Regions from separate parts of the Homo sapiens genome. Here regions 1, 3 and 4 are each linked to region 2. Evidence: chromatin contacts called from ENCODE Hi-C or POLR2A ChIA-PET data. All regions are on one chromosome and are shown on one strand. Each heading gives the region's core, a stretch centred on a gene start or an enhancer-like site at or near the end of the contact. The rest is flanking DNA. Distances are from core to core; before and after follow the strand shown. Region 1 has its middle 35 kb from the start of PTPN1. Region 2 holds the start of ARFGEF2 (ARF guanine nucleotide exchange factor 2). Region 3 overlaps ZMYND8 (zinc finger MYND-type containing 8). Region 4 holds the start of PARD6B (par-6 family cell polarity regulator beta).

What was found. Hi-C counts contacts between places; a loop is a spot of excess contacts on that map. ChIA-PET counts read pairs that join two places held with the same protein, here RNA polymerase II (POLR2A). Pooled maps may share reads with other maps.
Region 1: a loop to region 2 is called in a map of posterior vena cava, with 16 times the contacts of the local background. The contact joins the enhancer-like site here to the promoter of ARFGEF2 in region 2. A Hi-C loop is called at or near these places in 1 of 168 maps with a recorded cell type or tissue (posterior vena cava). POLR2A ChIA-PET finds 5 or more read pairs at or near these places in 1 of 52 experiments (CD4-positive, alpha-beta T cell).
Region 3: a loop to region 2 is called in a map of endothelial cell of umbilical vein, with 5 times the contacts of the local background. The contact joins the enhancer-like site here to the promoter of ARFGEF2 in region 2. A Hi-C loop is called at or near these places in 1 of 168 maps with a recorded cell type or tissue (endothelial cell of umbilical vein) and 1 of 50 pooled maps. POLR2A ChIA-PET finds 5 or more read pairs at or near these places in 2 of 52 experiments (T-cell and activated CD8-positive, alpha-beta T cell).
Region 4: a pooled map shows a loop between it and region 2 (10-fold over the local background). The contact joins the promoter of PARD6B here to the promoter of ARFGEF2 in region 2. A Hi-C loop is called at or near these places in 5 of 50 pooled maps.

What each region holds. Positions count from the first base shown.
Region 1 is chr20:50,473,403-50,478,232 of GRCh38, forward strand. No RefSeq gene overlaps it. Among named protein-coding and RNA genes, the nearest start is that of PTPN1, 35 kb to the right of the region's middle. Within about 2 kb of position 2,594, at least 7 of the 41 ENCODE cell types and tissues checked have a DNase peak (open chromatin) inside an H3K27ac peak, as active enhancers do.
Region 2 is chr20:48,920,127-48,925,388 of GRCh38, forward strand. It overlaps ARFGEF2 (ARF guanine nucleotide exchange factor 2), which reads left to right and starts at 1,585. Exons shown (of 39, transcript NM_006420.3): 1 at 1,585-1,884. The coding sequence starts at 1,764. RefSeq lists silencers at 1,346-1,425, 1,656-1,755, 1,796-1,845 and an enhancer at 2,216-2,295.
Region 3 is chr20:47,313,860-47,318,712 of GRCh38, forward strand. The region is part of intron 2 of ZMYND8 (zinc finger MYND-type containing 8); the gene reads right to left. LOC100131496 (a long non-coding RNA gene) reads left to right here and starts at 4,643. Exons shown (of 1, transcript NR_024594.1): 1 at 4,643-4,853. RefSeq lists enhancers at 2,628-3,545, 2,881-4,080, 3,546-4,463, 4,464-4,853. Within about 2 kb of position 1,977, at least 15 of the 41 ENCODE cell types and tissues checked have a DNase peak (open chromatin) inside an H3K27ac peak, as active enhancers do; they include endothelial cell of umbilical vein, where a contact is called at or near this core.
Region 4 is chr20:50,729,062-50,734,032 of GRCh38, forward strand. PARD6B (par-6 family cell polarity regulator beta) reads left to right here and starts at 2,519. Exons shown (of 3, transcript NM_032521.3): 1 at 2,519-2,791. The coding sequence starts at 2,726. RefSeq lists enhancers at 1-669, 1,622-1,671 and silencers at 1,862-2,071, 2,172-2,961.

The DNA of each region.
Region 1 (4,830 bases), core at 1,344-3,843, 1.6 Mb after region 2:
TGCTGCCATTTGGAGAAACTACTGGAGGAAGGCAAGACGCAAGTCAGGAGACTGATTAGCAGGCTGGACAGTTCCCTGAGGGAGGGACAGGGAGCGGGTGGCTGCACCTGAGAGGTGGCAGTGGTGAAAACGAGCAGGCAGATTGAAGACAGTTTGAAATTGCAATGGATGAGTTGGATGTGGCCCAGGAGGGGTAACAGAGCAGACTCAAGGAAGACTCAAGGCTGAATTCTGGCTTACGTGGCCACATGGGTGGCTATGGAGGCTACTGGGCTGGGAAGGCTAGAGAAAGGGGCCCAGATTTCGCTTGGGTACCCCAGGGTGGGGTGTGTTAAGGTTGAGAAGTCAATAAACATCTGAGTGGCAACTTCCCCCTCTCTCTCCACTTCCCCAACCCCGCCTAGGGTCATGGTGAGGGTGGGGAGTGGGAAAAGGGCAGGGCATAAAAATAAAAAATAAAACGCCAGGCACGATGGCTCACACCTGTAATCCCAGCACTTTGGGAGGCTGAGGTGGGCAGATCACTTGAGGCCAGGAGTTTGAGACCAGCCTGGGCAATGTGATGAAACTGTCTCTAGTAAAAATACAAAAATTAGCTGGGCGTAGTGGTGTATGCCTGTAATCCCAGCTACTAGGGAGGCTGAGGCAGAAGAATTGCTTGAACCCGGGAGACAGAGGCTGCAGTGAGCCGAGATCGTGCCACTGCACTCCAGCCTGGGCAACAGAGCAAGACTCTGTCTCAAAAATAAAATAAATAAAATAAAATAAAATAAAATAAAATAAATAAAATAAAAATGTTCATAGCAGCTTTATTCATAATAACTCAAAACTGGAAGTGGCCCAAGTGTTCAACAGCAGAATGGATAAATGTTTACTATCCACAGCAGAATGGATAAATGGATAAATGTTTACTATATATATATATGTATGTGTATATATGTATGTATACATACAAATATATTACAAATATACAAATATATTATTTAATCTATAATCTGGGAAGTCTACTAAAATAGTCTAAATATATTATTAGTATACATTATTTTAGTGTGCATATGTATATATATACACACATATATTAAAAGAATGAAAATGAACAAACTACTGATACAGCCCACACAAATGAATCTCACAGACATTCTGTTGCGCAACAGAAGCCAGACACCAAGGAGTACATATTGTCTAATGCCATTTATTCATTTTATTTATTTATTTATTGAGATGAAGTCTTGTTCTGTTGCCCAGGCTGGAGTGCAGTGGCGCGATGTCGGCTCACTGCAACCTCTGCCTCCCAGGTTCAAGCAATTCTCCTGCCTCAGCCTCCCAAGTAGCTGGGGCTACAGGCACGTGCCACCACGCCCAGCTAATTTTTTGTATTTTTAGTAGAGACAGGGTTTCACTGTGTTGGCCAGGATGGTCTCGATCTCCTGACCTCGTGATCCGCCCACCTCAGCTTCCCAAAGTGCTGGGATTACAGGCGTGAGCCACCGTGCTCGGCTGTCTAATGCCATTTATATGGACTTGTAGAATCAGCAAATCTAACTCGTGATGAAAGTAAAAACTGAGAAACCAAGTTTCCTGGAAGCACAAAAGGCAAGGCAAGATCTATTTTGAAGCAAGCTCAGAGTGGCAGCAGATTATGTAGGGGCCACAAGGCAGCCTTTAAGCTGCACCTCAAAAATAGCATCTGTCCCCTGGATATTTTAAGAGTGTCCTCTGCAGGGCATGGCAGGAGCCAGAGGCCTGTTTGGGCATCTCCAAGCGTGCACCTAAAGAATGTATCATCTGGCCGGGCACGGTGGCTCATGCCTATAATCCCAGCACTTTGGGAGGCCAAGGCGGGTGGATCACCTGAGGCCGGGAGTTCAAGACAAGCCTGGCCAACATGGTGAAACCCCGTCTCTACTAAAAATACAAAAATTAGCCAGGCAAGGTGGTGCATGCCTGTAATCCCGGCTGCTGGGGAGGCTGAGGCAGTAGAATCACTTGAACCCAGGAAGTGAAGTTTGCAGTGAGCTAAAAAAAAAAAAAAAAAAAAAGGAATGTATCACCCCGCCTCCCCTTGACCCTGAGCACCACCCGGCTCCAAAGCTGTGTCAGCAGCAATATAAAAGGTGCAGAGATAAAGAGAGACATTTAATTAGAAGATGATTTGGGAATCATCTTCTAATTTAGGAACCAAGCTGCAAAATATCTTTCTCCCTTAATGGCACAAATGGGGAATTTGGACTTTGAACCTTTTCTCTTGTCAGGCCACCAAAAACGTCTTCCTGTATTAATAGAAGGCAAATGTAAGGATTCAGGGCCAGGAGGGCTGTGGGCTGTGGGTCTTAGATTGTCTAGAGTCAGAACATTAAGAACATGAGAGCCCTTTCTGGACCTCTTTGTTTATGCGGGGCTTCTGCTGGGGCTTATAATCACCTCATCACTGCTGCTATTTTTGCAGTAATTATTAAGTACTTTAATACGTGCACAGGGCATGTGCAGTCCTTCAATTACACTGCTCCTGCCTCATTGTCGGGAGGCGAGTTGGAATTGTTCTCCTTGTTTTGCACAAAAGAAAGCAAAGGCCTGGGTGAATGAACAAGTTCAGGGTCAAAAATGAGTCAGCACAAGGGAGATGGCAGGAGGTGGGTGGGAACCCGGCAGTCCCTAGTTCCCGCCCAGCTTGAAGTGCTAGCAGGTCTAAATTCAAGGCATGTGCCACATCCTTGAAGAAGTGATCGACGGCCGGGCGTGGTGGCTCACGCCTGTAATCCTAGCACTTTAGGAGGCCGAGGCAGGAGGATTGCTTGAGCCTAGAAGTTCGAAATCAGCCTGGGCAACATAGTGAGACCCTCTCTAAAAAAAATAAAAATAGGCCACGGATGGTGGCTCACACCTGTAATCCCAGCACTTTGGGAGGCCGAGGCAGGCAGATCACTTGAGGTCAGGAGTTCAAGACTAGCCTGGCCAACATGGCAAAATCCCATCTCTACTAAAAATACAAAAATTAGCTGGGTGTGCTGGCGCATGCCTGTAATCCCAGATACTCGGGAGGCTGAGGCAGGAGAATTGCTTGAACCCGGGAGGCAGAGATTGCAGTGAGCTAAGATTGTGCCACTGCACTCCAGCCTGGGCCACAGAACAAGACTCTGTCTGAAAAAAAGAAAAAAAAATCACCTGGTTCATAGTAAGATGTCATTGTTAATTTTGGAAGGTGTGCTAATAGCATGGTGGTTTCAGAAAAAAAAAAAAAAAGAACAACTTAGTATCAACTACTGGTGAAGTGACAAAAGGCTTACGATGAAATTGACAAAATGAATGTGGATAATTGCTGAAGGTGGATACTGGAGAGTTAGTTATATGACTCTATTTTTCTAGATGATGTTTGAAATTTTCCATAGTACATGTTTTGAAATTGTATAGACTAAATGTTGCAAACTTGTATCTTATGGGTAAAATGCTGCTCACAAAAATCCTGTACCTCCTTTAGATGGGTCCTTGGCTCTCAGTGTGCCACAGTCCCCACCCTTCCCTATTATAGCCTGACACTGTTCATCATCACTCTTGGGTCACTGTTTTTGTTTAAGTAGAATTAAAAGGAAACTGAATGAGTTCTCTTGGGGCAAGACTGTTATTTGCCATCCATATGTCCAACCTCTACTTCTTTCTTACTTATAGAAACTCCTACACTATTGGCAATGAATTTTGAAATAACATTTCCCAGTTTCTCTTGAAGCTAAGAATTGCCCAGTGTTTCTCAGTCAGAGGTGATTTTGTCCCCCAGAGGACATCTGGCAAAGTCTTGGAAGACAGTTTTGGTTACCACAACAGGGGCAGGGAGGGAGGCAGGGAGTGCTCTACTGATATCTGGTGGGTGGGTAGAGGTCAGGGTACTGCTAGACAGCCCTCCAATCCCCAGGTCTCCCTCCCACAACAAAGAATTATGCAGTCCAAAATGTCAGTAGTGCCCGATTGAATGGCCAATGCATGATAAGTGGAAGTTGATGTTGGGGTTTCCAAGAAAGCCCTTTGGTGTCTTGCCAATCTTCCTAGAATATAAACATGATGGCTGGAGTTTGAGCAGCCATTCTGTGACCTTGAGGAGGGAGGTTCTATGCTAAAGATGGAAGGAAATGGGATCCCCGAAAACATCATAGAATTGCCATATCTGTTCTTTGGAATGCAGATTTTCAGACATGGTTTTATGTGAAAGAAATAAATCTCTAATATGTTTAAGTCACTGAAATCAAGTCTCTGTTACTGTCAGCCAAGTGCAGTTTCTAAATGATTTGTCTCTGTGCCCAGTTCTCTATGCTAATGGAGAAAGGAAAGATAGACTAAGAGGGCCATATGTTTAAAGAAAAAAAAAAAAAAAAGGCCTGGGACATGCTGGCTCTTGCCTATAATCCCAGCACTTCGGGAGGCCGAGGCGGGCAGATCACCTGAGGCTGGGAGTTTGAGACCAGCCTGACCAACATGGAGAAACCCCGTCTCTACTAAAAATGCAAAATTAGCTGGGCATGGTGGCGCATGCCTGTAATCCCAGCTACTCGGGAGGCTGACGCAGGAGAATCGCTTGAACCAGGACCCGGGAGGCAGAGGTTGCAGTGAGCTGAGATCGCGCCATTGCACTCCAGCCTGGGTGACAAGAGTGAAACTCCGTCTCAAAAAAGAAAAGAAAAAGAAACGAGAAAATACGTTTCTTCACAACAATGAAACAGTTCATTGCCTTCATTTATGTCACTTCTTGATCCCTGTAGGCATTTGAGTTTGCAACTCCTGGACTGGTCCTTAACCAAAAAGATGAGGAAACTGAGGTCCTCAGCAGGTTAATGATGAGTTAGG
Region 2 (5,262 bases), core at 335-2,834:
GGGAAGGGGCCCAGGGGACACCACTAATGGTTGCTGTGATAGCATCATTGTGGAATGGAGTGGAAGCTGCCTTGGGGCCAGAGTATCTGTCCCCCAGCACTCATTTGCAGGCTGTGTGACACTGGCCATCTGGGTTTCTTCCCCTGACTCCCAAAGCCCAGGTCCAGTTCACTGCACTGTGAGGGTTCACAGGTTTATAACAGGATAAACTACAGAGAGAGGTCAGTGCTTCCTGGTATACTATGCACAGCTGCGACACTCAATAAACAGAAGTTCACTGAACTGCAAGGTCACTGCTGCTGTGACAGGAGGGTCATATGGATGTGTGTATCTTGCCAGTGGCTGTGGTGAAACCCTGCTTGTGGAGAATAGACATAAACACACCTTCTCTCTCTCCCTCTCTGTCTTCCTTTCACCTCCCCTCTCCCTCCACCCCTTCCATTTCCTATTCTCCCAGCATGTTCTTTCCACTCTTCCTCACCTCCTTCCCCTTCACCTCCTTCCTACACCATTCCTTTTTCCATCTCTTTCCTGTTTTCCTAACTTGTTACTCTCATCTTTTTCTTTCTTTTCTGTTCTTCCTGACAGCTCCCCTTCCTACCTCCTCTCCCTTCACCCTTTCTCCTACTCTTTCCCCTCCTCTCATTTCTACCTCTCTTTCCTTTTCACTTCCCCTCTCCCTCCTGTCTTTCTCCTTTTTCTTTTACCTCTGTGCCTCCCTCTCACCTCTTCCCACACCACCTCATCTCCTCCATAACTAACTCACCTCCTTTTTGTTTGTTTGTTTTTTGAGACAGGGTCTCCTTCTGTGGCCCAGGCTGGAGTGCAGTGGTGCCATCACAGCTCACTGCGGCCTCAACCTCCGAGGCTCAAGCGATCCTCCCACCTCAGCCTCCCCAGTAGCTGGGACCACAAGCAGCGCCACCAGGCCCGGCTGTTTTACTTTTTATTTTGTAGAGAAAGGGTCTCCCTATGTTGCCCAGGCTGGTCTCGAACTCCTGGGCTCAAGCGATGCTCCCGCCTTGGCCTCCGGAAGCGCTGGGATTAGAGGCGTGAGCCGCCGCGCCGGGCCTCCCCCCTTCCCCTCCGCCGCCGCCTTCTCATCGCCCTTCCTCCTTCCTCCTGACGCCCCTTACTCCCGATCACTTCTCATTCATTCACCAGCTTCCAGTCCTCGCTCCCTCACCTCTTTTCTTTCCTACTCGCCTTCTCCTCCTGCCCCTTTATCATCTCTCCTTGTCACCGTTCTTTTTTGCCAATCCTCTCGTTCCCCTTCCTTTCCTCATCTCCTCTCTTACCCACGTCATCTCCATTCTCGTGCTCCCCTTCACCTCCCGTTACCTTGCGCTTCTCTCCTCTCATCTCCATCACCACCTCTCCCCGCTTTCGCCTTTCTTTAGCCCCCGCGTCCCCTATACCCTTCGCCCATGCCCACTCCCCTCCCCACCTTCTCTTCTTCCACCCTCCACCCTCGCCTTCTGTCTCTCGCCCACCTGACTCCGCTCCGCCCCCAGCCTTAGGCTCCGCCCCGCTGGGGGTCACGGGGCCGACGGACGCTAGGCGGCCGTAGCGGCCTCGCCAGTCACGTGGTCACGTGACGCGCTCCAACATGGCGGCGCCGTGGGGCCGAGGTGTCGCTTCCTGACGGGGCGGCGCGGACGGACGCGGCCGGTGCCGGCCGGGACGCCGGGCCCGCAGCCTAGCTCGCCATCTCGCTCACGCCGCCCGCCCGCGGGGCCGTCAGCCCCCGCCGGGCCGGGGCCATGCAGGAGAGCCAGACCAAGAGCATGTTCGTGTCCCGGGCCCTGGAGAAGATCCTAGCCGACAAGGAGGTGAAGCGGCCCCAGCACTCCCAGCTGCGCAGGGCCTGCCAGGTGGCGCTCGGTGGGTGAGCCGCTCCCGCCCTGCCCCGCGCTGGCCTCAGCACGTCGGCCGTTGCCCTATCCTACTCGGCCTTGGCCCGGCCTCCTGGCCTCCGCTTCCCCCCGATCCCGAATTCCACCCTTCCGGCCTCCTCCTCATTATACCCCCGGAGGAAGTGTTGCCCGGGCAGCTCGGGACTGGCCCAAGGTCACCTAGCAAGTTGGTGACAACCAGAGCTTGTTCCTCAGGGTTCCAGCTCAGGGCTTTTGCCACGATTCCTTGTCGCCCTGTTTCCTGGTTCCTCCCCTCACCACCTCCAAGTCCTAGAAACAGTAGCCCTTGCCCCAAGTTTTTTCGTTACCTGAGCTCTGCTGATTGGGGTTCCCCTAGGTGAACAGAGCATGTAGGAAGAGCCGTCCAACTGGTTTAGGGAAACCCCTGATTCTTGTTTTGGAAGTGCCCGTTGGAGAATGTTTTCCTTTGGTTTGGGGATCTCCCATAGCTCTTTCCCTCAAGGAAGGATTGTAGAAGGTGTTCTGGATCTCCCAGGCATTGTAGTGAGCAAGACATCTGCTTATTCCTAGCAGTCCACTAAAATACAAGGTCTTCAGCGCGAAGATACTTGTCTGACTTATTCATTGCTGTATCCCTTGCGCTTGCAACAGTGCCTGGCGCACAGTAGGTGCTCGATAAATATTTGCTGATTGAATGGACCCTCAGATTATGGAAAGAGGGAGAATTCTAACTAATAGTTAAAGGCTTGATAATTGATAGCAAAATCACTATCCTATCTTTCAGTTTTAATCATTTAACAAATATTTATCAAGTGCCCACTGCATACCAGGTACTGAGAATTCAGTGGGGAACAAGACGGACATGGTCCTTACCCCTATGGAGCTTATACTCGAATAGAGGAGACAAAATAATTAATTAAGAAAATAGGTGAGGTATTTTGGAATACTGATAAATACTATTTTGAAAATAAAACAGCAAGATGTGATAAAGAGGGCTTGAGGACTGCTTTCCATGGTCAGGAAAGTAATCTTTTCCAAGAGGAAAAGTAATCAGGTGGTCAGGAAAGTAATCTTTTCCAAGAGGGTGACACTTGAGCTGAATACTGAAAGGCAAGAACTATCCACCATATGGAGTTTCAGAAGAGAGTTCTTGGTGGGAGAATCCATGCATTTGACCAGAGCTGTTTTCAAGCTAATTCACTGCCCCAACGTCTTTGGTTTGGAATCTGTAAAGGCCTGTTTTTCCTAACAAAATGAGCAAATGGAAAGTTTGATTTTTAGTCACATAGTTTGAGATTGTTATCACCTTTCTCCTTTCATTTGCTACAAAGTATAGAGTAGTGTTCTTTTGGCATTTAGAAATAGGCTGGTGAACTTTGCACTTCCCTGGAAAGAAGGTCCCTGGCTTTCATCAGATTTTCAGAGGGCCCTGAGACTCCCTCAGGGGCCAACTATTGATGCAGAGGTGGTAGTCTAGATAATCTGGAAACAGTTGCTAGTCCGTGAAATTCAGGATCAGTGGAAGGAATTTACTGAGATGTAGATTTTTAAAGCTTTTCTCTTCCAATAACCAAGGCTGTTGGGTATTTTATCAGCAATGTGGGATAAGCACTGCAAAGCAGTTTGTTAGGCAAGAGCCTGGTATTTATAACTCCACGTTGAAATCTGCCTGGACTCTATCTTCTCGATATTGTTGTGGAGGTTTCAGAATAGTTATTTGGCAGAAGAGTTTTTATTTTTTCTTCAGAAAACTTCTTAACATAAAATTTTCACCAAAGTGTGCATCATATTATTGGAACCTACTTATAAAATTTTCATCTGGGTCATGAAGGGCCATTAACGCTGAGAATTTAATAGATATTTTCGGATCGTATCTTTGTTCAGAAGTTCAAGTTTTCCTAACACAAGTAGTGGAATGCATGTTTTCAGTTTTTAGTAGTGAATTGTAAAAAATGGCCTAGATAGGAAGTAATTTGACTACAGGTTATATGAATCACAAATTGGGGTTGTGCCAATGGCATAATAGGAACTGTCATAAGGGAACGTATGCATATTGTTAAGTGACCATCTTTTTTAAGAGAATAATTGTGTGTCATTGCTGTTAAATAGAAATGACTGCTTTTACTTAGAGTAGAACACATAGCAGAATGCCTGGTGATATTTCTCTCTGTCTCTCAAGGCCCAGTCTTGTGTCCAGTAGTCCCATTTAAGAAGAGAAATTTGGGGCCAGGTGCGGTGGCTCACGCCTGTAATCCCAGCACTTTAGGAGGCTGAGGCAGGCAGATCACGAGGTCAGGAGATCGAAACCATCCTGGCTAACACGGTGAAACCCCGCCTCTACTAAAAATAACAAAAAAAATTAGCTGGGCGCTGTGGCGGGCACCTGTAGTCCCACCTACTCGGGAGGCTGAGGCAGGAGAATGGCGTGAACCCAGGAGGTGGAGCTTGCAGTGAGCTGAGATTGCGCCACTGCACTCCAGCCTGGGCGACAAAACAAGACTCTGTCTCAAAAAAAAAAAAAAAAAAAAAGGCTGAAACGAGCCAGTGTATAAGGAGCAGCTATGTGGTATTTTAGAGATTACCATGTATAGATTGTTGTTAATTGTGATAAGAGGAACTGTAAATGACGGCTCAAAGTTGAAATGCTTGGATGATAGAGAGCATTTACAGGAAACAGCTTCTGTGATATGATTCCACCAGCTGTAGCATATTAGGGGAGAGGATCAGGGCTGCAGGGACTGTATAGTGTAGATGTTAGCTAGGAGTGTATTCTTTGGGACCCTAGACTTCTGTGTTCAAACCTCCTGCCTTCCACTTGCTACGTTTGTGATCTTGGACAAGTTACTTCCTTATAGGATTATTGTAAAGATTAAGTTAATTGACATGTGCAAAAAACTTGGCATGTAGTAGGTGCTCAGTAAATGCTTGCTATTACTTTTTTATTATTATTATTTTAAGCTGTGACAAACCACAGCAGCTGTAATTACTCTGGTTTGATGTTCTTAACCTTAGTTCCTCGTTCAGGAATGACTTACTGCTCTATTTGGTTTGTAGATGCAGTAAATAAGAATGTAATTACGTGATTGAAAGGCTGTGTTGGAGTATTAACTTCCTAAACTCAATGAAGACAGGGGTTGTCCTTTGTAAAAATTGTGATAATCATGATGGAGCAGATTTGGAGTAATCTCAATGATTCGTCCGCACTATACACCAAAAGCATAAATAGGGACTGCCCAAGTAGGGGATAGTGCCCTTCCAACCTTTATCTGGAGAAATCAAGACAGCCTGTGAGAGTATTCATCGCCCCAAGGATACTGTTGCTCTTTACCTTGTTATGAAACTTTGATATATATTAATAATCTTCAACCTTTCAGCCCTCTGTTGG
Region 3 (4,853 bases), core at 727-3,226, 1.6 Mb before region 2:
GAGGCAGGGGTTGCAGTGAGCTGAGATCGCACGACTGCACTCCAGCCTGGGCAACAGAGCAAGACTCCGTCTCAAAAAAATTAATAATAAATAAAGTGTATCTAGCACCATTAATGGACCAATATTCCTCCCAAAAAAAGATTTAATATACACATCAATGTTTGCATAAACCTAGAATATTCCTGGATGAACACAAAAGTACAACAAAGCTCGACTTGGGGACTACTGGTTGCCTTGGGAGGGGTGCCTGCAGGGAGTCCAGGGAAGGGGAGTCCAGGGAAGGATTATTTTCCACTCTATACCCTTGTGTACTTATTTATCATGTGACTGGATGACGTTACGAAAATAAAGAAAATTGGCCAGGTGCGGTGGCTCACGCCTGTAATCCCAGCACCTTGGGAGGCTGAGGTTAGCAGATCGCTTGAGGTCAGGAGTTCGAGACCAGACTGGCCAAGATGGTAAAATCCTGTCTCTACTAAAAATACAAAAATCAGCCAGGTGTGGTGGTACGCTCCAGTAGTCCCAACTACTAGGGAGGCTGAAGCGGGAGAATCACTTGGCGCCAGGAGGCAGAGGTTGCAGTGAGCCAAGATTGCACCACTGCACTCCAGCCTGGGCGAAAGAGAGAGACTCCATCTTTAAAAACAAAACAAAACAAAAAGAATGCAAATTATCAGGCCCCACCCCAGATCTACAGAATCAGAAACTCTGGGGTAGGGCCCAGCAATCTGTTTTAATAAGTCCTCCCGAAGACTGGGAGGTACACTAGTTTGAGGAACGCTAGGGTATGTGTATGTGTTTAGGAGATGGGGTCTGAGTTCTCAACTCTACACAATCCTGTTCCACACTGGCGAGCCAGAGCCAATGGCCTCTACTTCCAGACATTATTTGAGGGGTTGGTTCAGGACTCAGGATAGAAGCTAAGCAAGGGAGTCAGGCTGGAGAATGAGGCTAAACAGGAAACAACCCCAGGCAAGTCTCCACCTCTCAGGGCCTCAGGGCCTCACCTGCAAAATGGGAAGAGCCGGGAGAAAGGGACTAGACTAGAAGTTCTTGTTTAAAGACCAGACAGTGCTCCAGGGACCCTTGAACAGGCCATCACTGTATACAGGAGTGCAATTTCTAGGGACATGGAGTCATAGCTTCCTTCACCTTTGCAAAGGTGTCCTCAGCTCCAATGATTAAAAACTTCAGGGCCCCCAGAGGATGTTAAAAGTCCCTCTTCAACATTACTTAATTTAATGAGAAAGTGGGAAAAAAAATCACTAGACAGTAATATACTTGTAAGCGATTTAGAGTTGGCAAGGGACTATCACCCAAGCCCACCAGGAAACAAAGGGGGAAACTGAGGTTCTGCTCAGCAAGAGGTAGGGGGAGGTGGGTCCTAGCCCAAGCATGCCCACACCTGAGAGTATTCCAAACCTTCTAGTTTCAGCAAAACATAAAAACCCCAATTCTGTTTGCTGTTACAAACACCAATTCCCCCTGGAGTTGATGAGAGTTCAGTGACTGTATCCAAGGGGTCGAAATTTGATAGGTTCCAAACAACAGACACATCAGTCAACAGCAGGAGATTTCAATGAAGGGTTGTAGGGAGAAGAATTAGGAAATGCCTGCTGGATTCGGTATCCTTCGGAGGGATGAGACAGCAGGGGGGCATTATTACTTAAATGCCCCCCACTCCAGTGGGGGCTGGGCCTCTGGTGATGATGGACTGGTGGGTGTACACCTGACTGTAGCCGTGGTACCCAGGCTCCATAAGGACCCTTTCCAGAAAGCTGAGTCAATTTTTTCTTCTTTAATGATTTAATTCTGACAAGGATGTATTGCCCAGTGCATTTCATCTATAAACTTTGAACAATGACAAACAGCCACTGTCGACTGAACCACTGGTTCACCCTGGATCTGAAAGACTTTTCTGCTGCCTTTTCTGAGGGAGTAGGACCTGTGACCCCGCCCGGCTGGCTCACTCACAACCCTCTGCCTCTCACCCATCCCCCAAAAATGAGTGGTTCTGAATGAGTTAACGTGGGTGAGGGAGGAATGCAGCCTTATGGAGAGGACAGAGCAGTGACTCAGGAAAACAGCTTGGCATGGAGCGGAAAGCAGCAGAATTTTCCTCTCCTTGTGACATTTTGCTGAAATTGTAACAATATGGGAAGGTCTACTGGGTATTAAGAACCAGGCATGAGGCCGGGCACGGTGGCTCACGCCTGTAATCCCAGCACTTTGGGAGGCCAAGGTGGGCAGATCACAAGGTCAGGAGTTCGAGACCAGCCTGACCAACATGGTGAAACCCCGTCTCTACTAAAAATACAAAAATTAGCTGAATGTGATGGTGAGCACCTATAATCCCAGCTACTCAGGAGGCTGAGGCAGGAAAATTGCTTGAACCCAGGAGGCGGAGGTTGCAGTAAGCCGAGATCATGCCATTGTACTCCAGCCTGGGCAACAGAACGAGACTTTGTCTCAAAAAAAAAAAAAAAAGGAACCAAGCATATGAGGAGATCCTTCCCAAGCCTGTGATCCACCAGAAATCATCCTGGAGCTCAGCACTTCCTGGATGTCTTTTGATTTAAGGGGCATCTTAATTCAAGATAACACAGGCTCATAGCTTTCCTGAGCCAAGAGTATGAAGAGCTAAGAGTTTCGGCCAGGTGTGGTGGCTCACACCCATAATCCCAGCACTTTGGGAGGCCGAGGCAGGCAGATTGCCTGAGGTCAGGAGTTCAAAACCAGTCTGGCCAACATGGTGAAACCCCATCTCTACTAAAAATACAAAAAAATTAGCCAGGAGTGGTGGTGTGCGCCTGTAATCCCAGCTACTTGGGAGGCTGAGGCAGGAAAATTGCTTGAACCAGGGAGGTGGAGGTTGTGGTGAGCCAAGATCGCACCACTGCACTCCAGCCTGGGTGACAGAGCAAGACTCGCTCTCAAAAAAAAAAAAAAAGAAAGAAAGCTAAGAGTTTCTTTTATTATATGTGATATTCTAGGCAATGTTCAAAATGCATTTCCTGTAGTCCCCACTAAGTCACCTGCCTGAGATCACAAAGCTACCAAGGAGCAGTGCTGGGATTTGAACCCAGGCAGTGAGGCTCCGAGGGCCAGAGCAGTACTGGGATTTCAACCCAGGCAGTGGGACTCCGAGGGCCAGCTTCTAATCTCTGTACCACATGGCCTTGTACCAGGAGGGCCTCATCCTCAGCCCTGTAGCAAGAGGACTCCCTAATTTAGGGTCTATGATTTAAGAGCACACTCTCATTTTGCCTTTTTTCCCCTAAACTGCAGATGGAAGTATAGGGACAGAGAAGGTCCAACAAACAGTTTCAGGAACTGGGAAAAGGTGGAAAGTCGTGTCATTCACTGATGACACCGTTCTCTCAAAGGCAGTCCCCAGAAAGCACATTCACCTCCCAATTTCCAAACAGTGGCATCAGTCCCTGAAATAGGCTGGGGGCTCCAGGGCCAACTCACCTCCCCTTTTCCAGCCTCCATCAAGGCTAGGCCTCCCCAGCAGGCCACATCAGGTACCCGCCCTCCACCCCACTCCTGCCCCCACATCCGGTGCCTGAGTCACAGCACATGCCGTTCTCCAGGGGCTAGGAAATGACACACCATTACAGGGAATTGTCTCCTCCCTCAAGGGAAAGGGCCGCAGCTGAAAGGCCGGGAGCTTCTTGTGTTTTTGTGGGTGTTTAATTTCCTTAATGATGTCGACAGCAAGCCTGCTGGGGCCTGAACGAAAAGAGAAGCTTGGTCCACAGGCTGAGACAGGCATGACAGGCCACAGGAGTAGGGCAACCAACCATGTGCTTAGCTGGGTCCCGGGCAAACCAGGACACATAGGTCAAGGCATATGCTCTCATGGGCCAGGTTGCAAACGACAGAGAGGCAGGATGCCACAGTGGTGGGGAATCAGCTTTCTGGCGTCAAAATGCATGCAGAACCTGGCTGTGCTCTCCCCTGCAGTGTGACCGTAAAAAGGCAACTTAACCTCTCTGTGCCTCAGAGAGTTTACCACTTTACAAGTGGTACCTTGTAAAGTTATCGAAGAAGTCAATGAGTTAATTCACGTAAAGCTCTTAGTATAATACCTGGCAAATAGTAAGCACCTATTCAATGGTAACTAATGGGTAACTGTATTTTTTTTAACCAATCACTCTTCCTCCTTTTCTTGCTTCTCTTCCACCTCCTCCCCGACTACCGCCCCCCACTCCAAAAACACAGCTTGCTTTCTGGAAGGAGCATGTTAAATCAATTCCACAAGTTCAAAGCTATGGAAAACACCGGCCTGTGTAGACTGGAGACCAGAATCAGCCCAGGACAGGATTTCTGCATTTCAATCAGACTGAAAATGCCAGGTTTCCCCCAGTAACTGTGAAGGCAGGGTCAGAAGCAGAGGCCTGCTCTACAGCCCTTTTCGTAATCACCAGTCCTCCCCTTGGCCTACTTCAAACATGACCACACACTGCTGCTCCCCCAGAAGCAGCAAAGCAGAGCATGGTTAATCACTTCAAAGCGTTTCCCAAAGACACAGAGCAGGTACCCAAACAGGCCTCCCTTCCCCAGGAATATTTGGGGCCCTCCCCAACCAGTAATTACATCATAAAGAGACAAAAGTCCGGAATTTCCTCCTGGCAGAGCATAGAAGTAAGAAATCAGGAGCAAAGGTTGGGGGTGGGGAGGAAGCAAAATTGTCCTCGCAGCAGAGAATGCCTAAGCCAGGAGGAACTTGTAAATGAAAACCGCTCGCATTAGCAAATGATTATTTCCTCCAACGCTGACCGTCTCTTAGACCCACAGAAACTCGAGGACCGGTCTGCACCCTGGCTGACTTGGGCCTGCCAGAGCTG
Region 4 (4,971 bases), core at 1,269-3,768, 1.8 Mb after region 2:
CCAGGAAGCTCTGGCCTGGCCCTCCCTCTAGAAAGGAAAGTCCAAGTAAAGAGGGATGCCACACCTGGGGAAGGGAGAGAGGATGTGACGACACCTCCAGGAATGCAGGGCCCACGCAGGTGCACTGGCACCCACGAACTTCCTGATAAATCAGTACCGATAACAGGAGTAAAACTCAACCACCCAACACTCACTCACACAGAGCTGGGGTGCTGCTCCCAGGGTGTGGCCTTGCCAATCAGGGAGAGGAGGAGGAGACCTAAGAACGGAGCTCTCTAAAGGTGGTGACATGGTATCTAGTCCAGCCATGATCAGAGTGTGGTCTCTGGGAGTCCCTGAGACCCCTTTACGGGGGTCTCTGCAAGGCCAAAACTGCTTTCACAAAACTAAGATGTCATTTGTTCTCATCATTCCCATTGTCTCACGAGTATACAATGGAGTTTTCCAGAAGGGACAAGACATGTGATGACATCATCACTCTGATGACTGTTGGAATGCATGCTTGTGTACTCCCATGTTTTGGACACATCCGTTTTAATTCTAAGATAAATATTGAAAGACATTACACATAAACAAAGTACTTTGGGGTCCTCCATGATTTTTAATAGTGTAAAGGGGTCTTGAAAACAAAAAGGTTGGGAACTGCTGTGCTAGTCCAAACAGGGGAGTTACAGGCCCTGACATGCACTTTATTTCCGGCTGAACTTGAGTCACCTCCTATGTGCTTTCAAACAGGGGGTGGAGGCAGCTTGCTTATTTATTATACAGCTTGGATTGGTGTCCTTTCCACCTGTGCTGCCACAGGTGGCCAGAAAAACCTTAAATCCTCCCACAAAACGTCTGGTTACCTGAATCCTCCAGAGGGAAAAAAATGAGCTTCTCGCCTTTGAACCCAAGTGGGGCAAAGAGCCTGCAGAAGGGACACCCTCAGTGGCAGCACCCAGCAAAGACCCATCTGAGTACCCGCTGGGAGTCGGGTTCTGTGCCACTCAATGCCAGCAAAGCACAAGCCGTCCCTGCGCCTTCGGGAGCTTTCATTCTAGGCTGGTGGCAGATTACTCACAAAACTCAGATGCACACAAAAATGGGAAACCTGTAACTTGTAACAAGTGCTGGGCAACAGGGGTACAAGTGTTAGGAGGCCTCCGAGGTGGGCAGGGAGATGAGGGGAGGAAGGTACCCTAACCACTCTTCTTGCCAAATCTCAGGTTGGACCTTCCCCTCCACCTCCATTCCCCTGCCCCCTTCCTGGCTTGCAGGTTTCAACAGCTCTTGGATTCCCGGGTCCCACAGGGAGACCTTGGGACCTGGGAATCTCCTCCAGCCAAAAGCTTCAGTCTTCTCCTCTCCTCCCCATGACCCACAGGGTCTGTGTGAAGAGAGGCCGGGCTCTGGGACGTTCAGAGAGGAGGATTCAGCGTTTTGTTGCTCTGGGACACAGCTTGGTCACTCCGGGAAACGAACACAACCTAGAGGCTGTCATTTGTAGAAACAGCGAATGGCCAAGGAATGGCGGGAGGAGGGAAAAGGAAGACTTTTAAAGAAAAAAAAAAAAAGCCCTGAAAGACTGGACTAGAAATCCTCAGGGAGGCTGGGCCTGCAAGGAGCCTTCCCGCGCCTCAGCCCACTTTCCTTCCCTCTCGACCTGACGGACTTAAGGCGTGCAGAGTCTCTTCGGACAAAATGAAGCCAAGAGAGCCCTAAGCTTCTCCCCCAGCAACCGCTGCAGAGGCGGGAAAACTTGAATTTTGCAACCAAGAGTTGCAGCGGGACGCCTAAGCAACGATAAGGGGCGGTGGAGGGGCGTCGTTGGGGGCTGCAGCATCCCAAAGTGGAAGCGGGAAGGGGGCCCGGCTGGAACCGAATAGCCCCGCAGCGCCTCGGCAACCGGACGGGCGGCGCATCCAATCCCCTGGACCGTGCGTGTGACTGGCGCGCGCTAAGCGGCGCGAGCCCCGGCGGAGCCGGGCAACCAGGCGCGCGCTCGCGCGTGCGCAAAAGGCCCACCCAGCCGAGCCCTTCTTCAGGTGCGCTCGCGCTTCCGGCCGGCCTCCCCGCGTGCCTTCCCGGGGCGGAAACTCCAGCACCCGCGCATGCGCCTTCTGGCTCTCCGGCCTGAAGCGGGGCGGAGGGCCATGGCTTCAGGTGATCCCGCCCCTCCCTCGTAGCGCAGGACCAATCGTGCGGTGGTAGGCGGGGTTTTGAGGAGGCAGCCCGCCCACGCACCGCGCGAGGCGTGTATCGATTGGTTGGCGCCGCGGGCGCAGGTGCGCGCTTTCTATTGGGTGTGGGCGGAACGCGAGGGATTGCGGCATCTTCGGGGGCTGCAGGTGAGCGCGCGCACGCGCCGCGGCTGTGGTCCGCTCGGGTGCGCGCGCGCGGGCTCGCGGGGGAGGCGGCAGAGGGAGAGGTTGCGGCGCTTGTGGCCTCCGCTCCGCCCCCTCCTCTCCTCCAGCGCTGTCGCCGTCGCCGCCGGGGCCCGGAGGGAGGGAGCTGCTTCCCCGCCTGCCGCGCCACCAGTCCGACCCTCGGTCCCGCCGTGTGAGCAGCTGGTGGAGTGGAGCTCAGCGCGGACGCCGGAGCTGCGGCCGCCCCCTCTGCAGGTGCCTGTGAGGAGGCGCCCGGGCCGCAACCGCTTTCCGAGATCCCCAGTCGCGCACTCGCTCCCCGCGCTCCTGAGGGGCCGCCCGGCCGGAGGAGGCCGTCGCGGGGCTCGGCGTTCAGCATGAACCGCAGCCACCGGCACGGGGCGGGCAGCGGCTGCCTGGGCACTATGGAGGTGAAGAGCAAGGTGCGCGGGGCCCGGGCTGGGCGGAGCGGCGGGCCTGGGGGGCCGGGGCCTGGGAGAGGCCGGGCCAGGCTCGGAGCGCCGGGGGAGGCGACGGGCTGAGCTGCCCCGGGGTCTGGACGGTGCGGTCGGGAGACTGTGGGTAATAAACTTGCCGAGGAGGGGGTGGCGGGGGTCAGGGGGCGCTAGTGTCCGCCCCTGGCCCGGGCAGGAAGAAGACCTAGTCCAGCATTTAATCTCATTCCGTAAATCTCATTCCCGTGTTCACGGACGGGAGTAGGGGCCAAGGTATATCCAAGGATGGCGCACACTGAGTGAAATGCGAGGCTGCTCAAAAGGTGTAGGAGAATCCTGCCTGCTGGGCTGTGAGTAAAGGGCCCTGGACCACCCCGTTGTTCCCACTTTCTGTGGTTAAGGGGCGCATCGAGTGGCGAAGGAGAGAGCCCAGTGAACTAAACAGCCCTTTAAAAGTTCGCTTTGCTTCCTGCTGGCGCTCTTTCTAGCACTAACTTTGGTATGCATTTAATCTGTAAAATTAGTACTATCACCTTACGTTGGAGTAGCACTTTACAGTTTGACTCTAGATGCTCTTTTCATTCCATCCTGCTACCTACTCACATCAAGTGCTTTTCCCCTTGACCAACGGTATGCCAATCTGCTGATAATTACTTCGGTATTCACTGAATTTCTAAATCTCAAGGCTCAGTGAGCAGGGTAGTCTGTAGGGAGGGATTAGTTAGGGAATGCCTTCCAAAGGGGGTTTTGAGCTGGAATTTGAAGGTGATCGGCAGCCAAGGGAACACTTTCAGCAAGCGTTTCTTGAGTTGAAGAGTTAAAAGGAGCTTAGATAATCTAGCCCAATTCTCTGAGAAGACTGAGGCTTAGAAAGGTTATGACTTCCTCAAGCTGTTTTTTTGCAAAGCCTTCATGCCTTTTTAATAACTTCTAGACATTGCAGAATACAAAACAGGACACTGGCTGGGCCCTGAGAACATTTAAAATAGAATTGAGAAGGCCAAAACACAGAAAAGGAGAAAATTGAAAGTATATCAATTTCAAAAAAAAAAAGTAATGGAGCATCATAGATGGTAAGACTACTAAGGAGTATGTAAAATCAAGGAGTGATTTGAGTGAGGTACAGTGGAGTAAGGAAAGCTTCCTAGAGCCTCTAGGTAGAATAGTTTTATTGTCTAGGGTTGATAAGCAAAGTTCTGTAAGTTTCTGTAACTGAGAATCACATCGAGAAAATCGACATTCGTTTGTAACATCATTAAAAAATGTGATTTGAGTCTGGGCGCGGTGGCTCACGCCTGTAACCCCAGCACTTTGGGAGGCCGAGGCGGGTGGATCACCTGAGGTCAGGAGTGCCAGACCAGCCTGGCCAACATGATGAAACCCCATCTCTACTAAAAATACAAAAAATTTTTAGCCGGCCGTGGTGGCACATGCCTGTAATCCCAGCTACTTGAGAGGCTGAGGCAGGAGAATCGCTTGAATCCGGGAGGTGGAGGTTGCAGTGAGCCAAGTTTGCACCATTGCACTCCAGCCTGGGCAACAAGAGCAAAACTCCATCTCAAAAAACAAAACAAAACAAAAACAAAAACGGCTTGGCACTTACATGAGGATTGGCACTAGTTTCAGAATTAGTAAGAAAAGACGTGTAGTTACAGCAATTTAAGGAATGTGCATGTCCATGTGTCCTCTGTGCACAGCATAGCAAATTGAAGTGACTTGCTTGAGCTATAGCGTTAAGATGACCCAAAATACATAGCAGAACTTTTCCTTTAGCGGTATGGTGGCAGTAGAGGTTCCATGCCCAGTGGTTGAACCTTCTTATGGCATTTTTGTTATAAGTTTAGTTTGGATTTGTGGGAGTTGAGGTTATGGAAAGAAAAACACTTGTGATATTGCATAATCTTAAAATTTTAAGTTTATAGCCCTAATCTTGGTAGCAAGTCTTTAATTTTTTTCCACAGAAAAAAATGAGTAGGAATTCTAAGTATACTGATAAATACAATCAAATAGTAATTTATCTCTAGTACTAAGAAACCTTGAGTGCTTTAAAACTGGAATTTCAGGCTTTTTGCCTTTCTCTTGTCAACTGATTTGTGAATCTTTCACTTACTTCTGTCTAAACTACATGTTGTATATTTGAACTGCCATACTGCACTTTCAGCTAACTG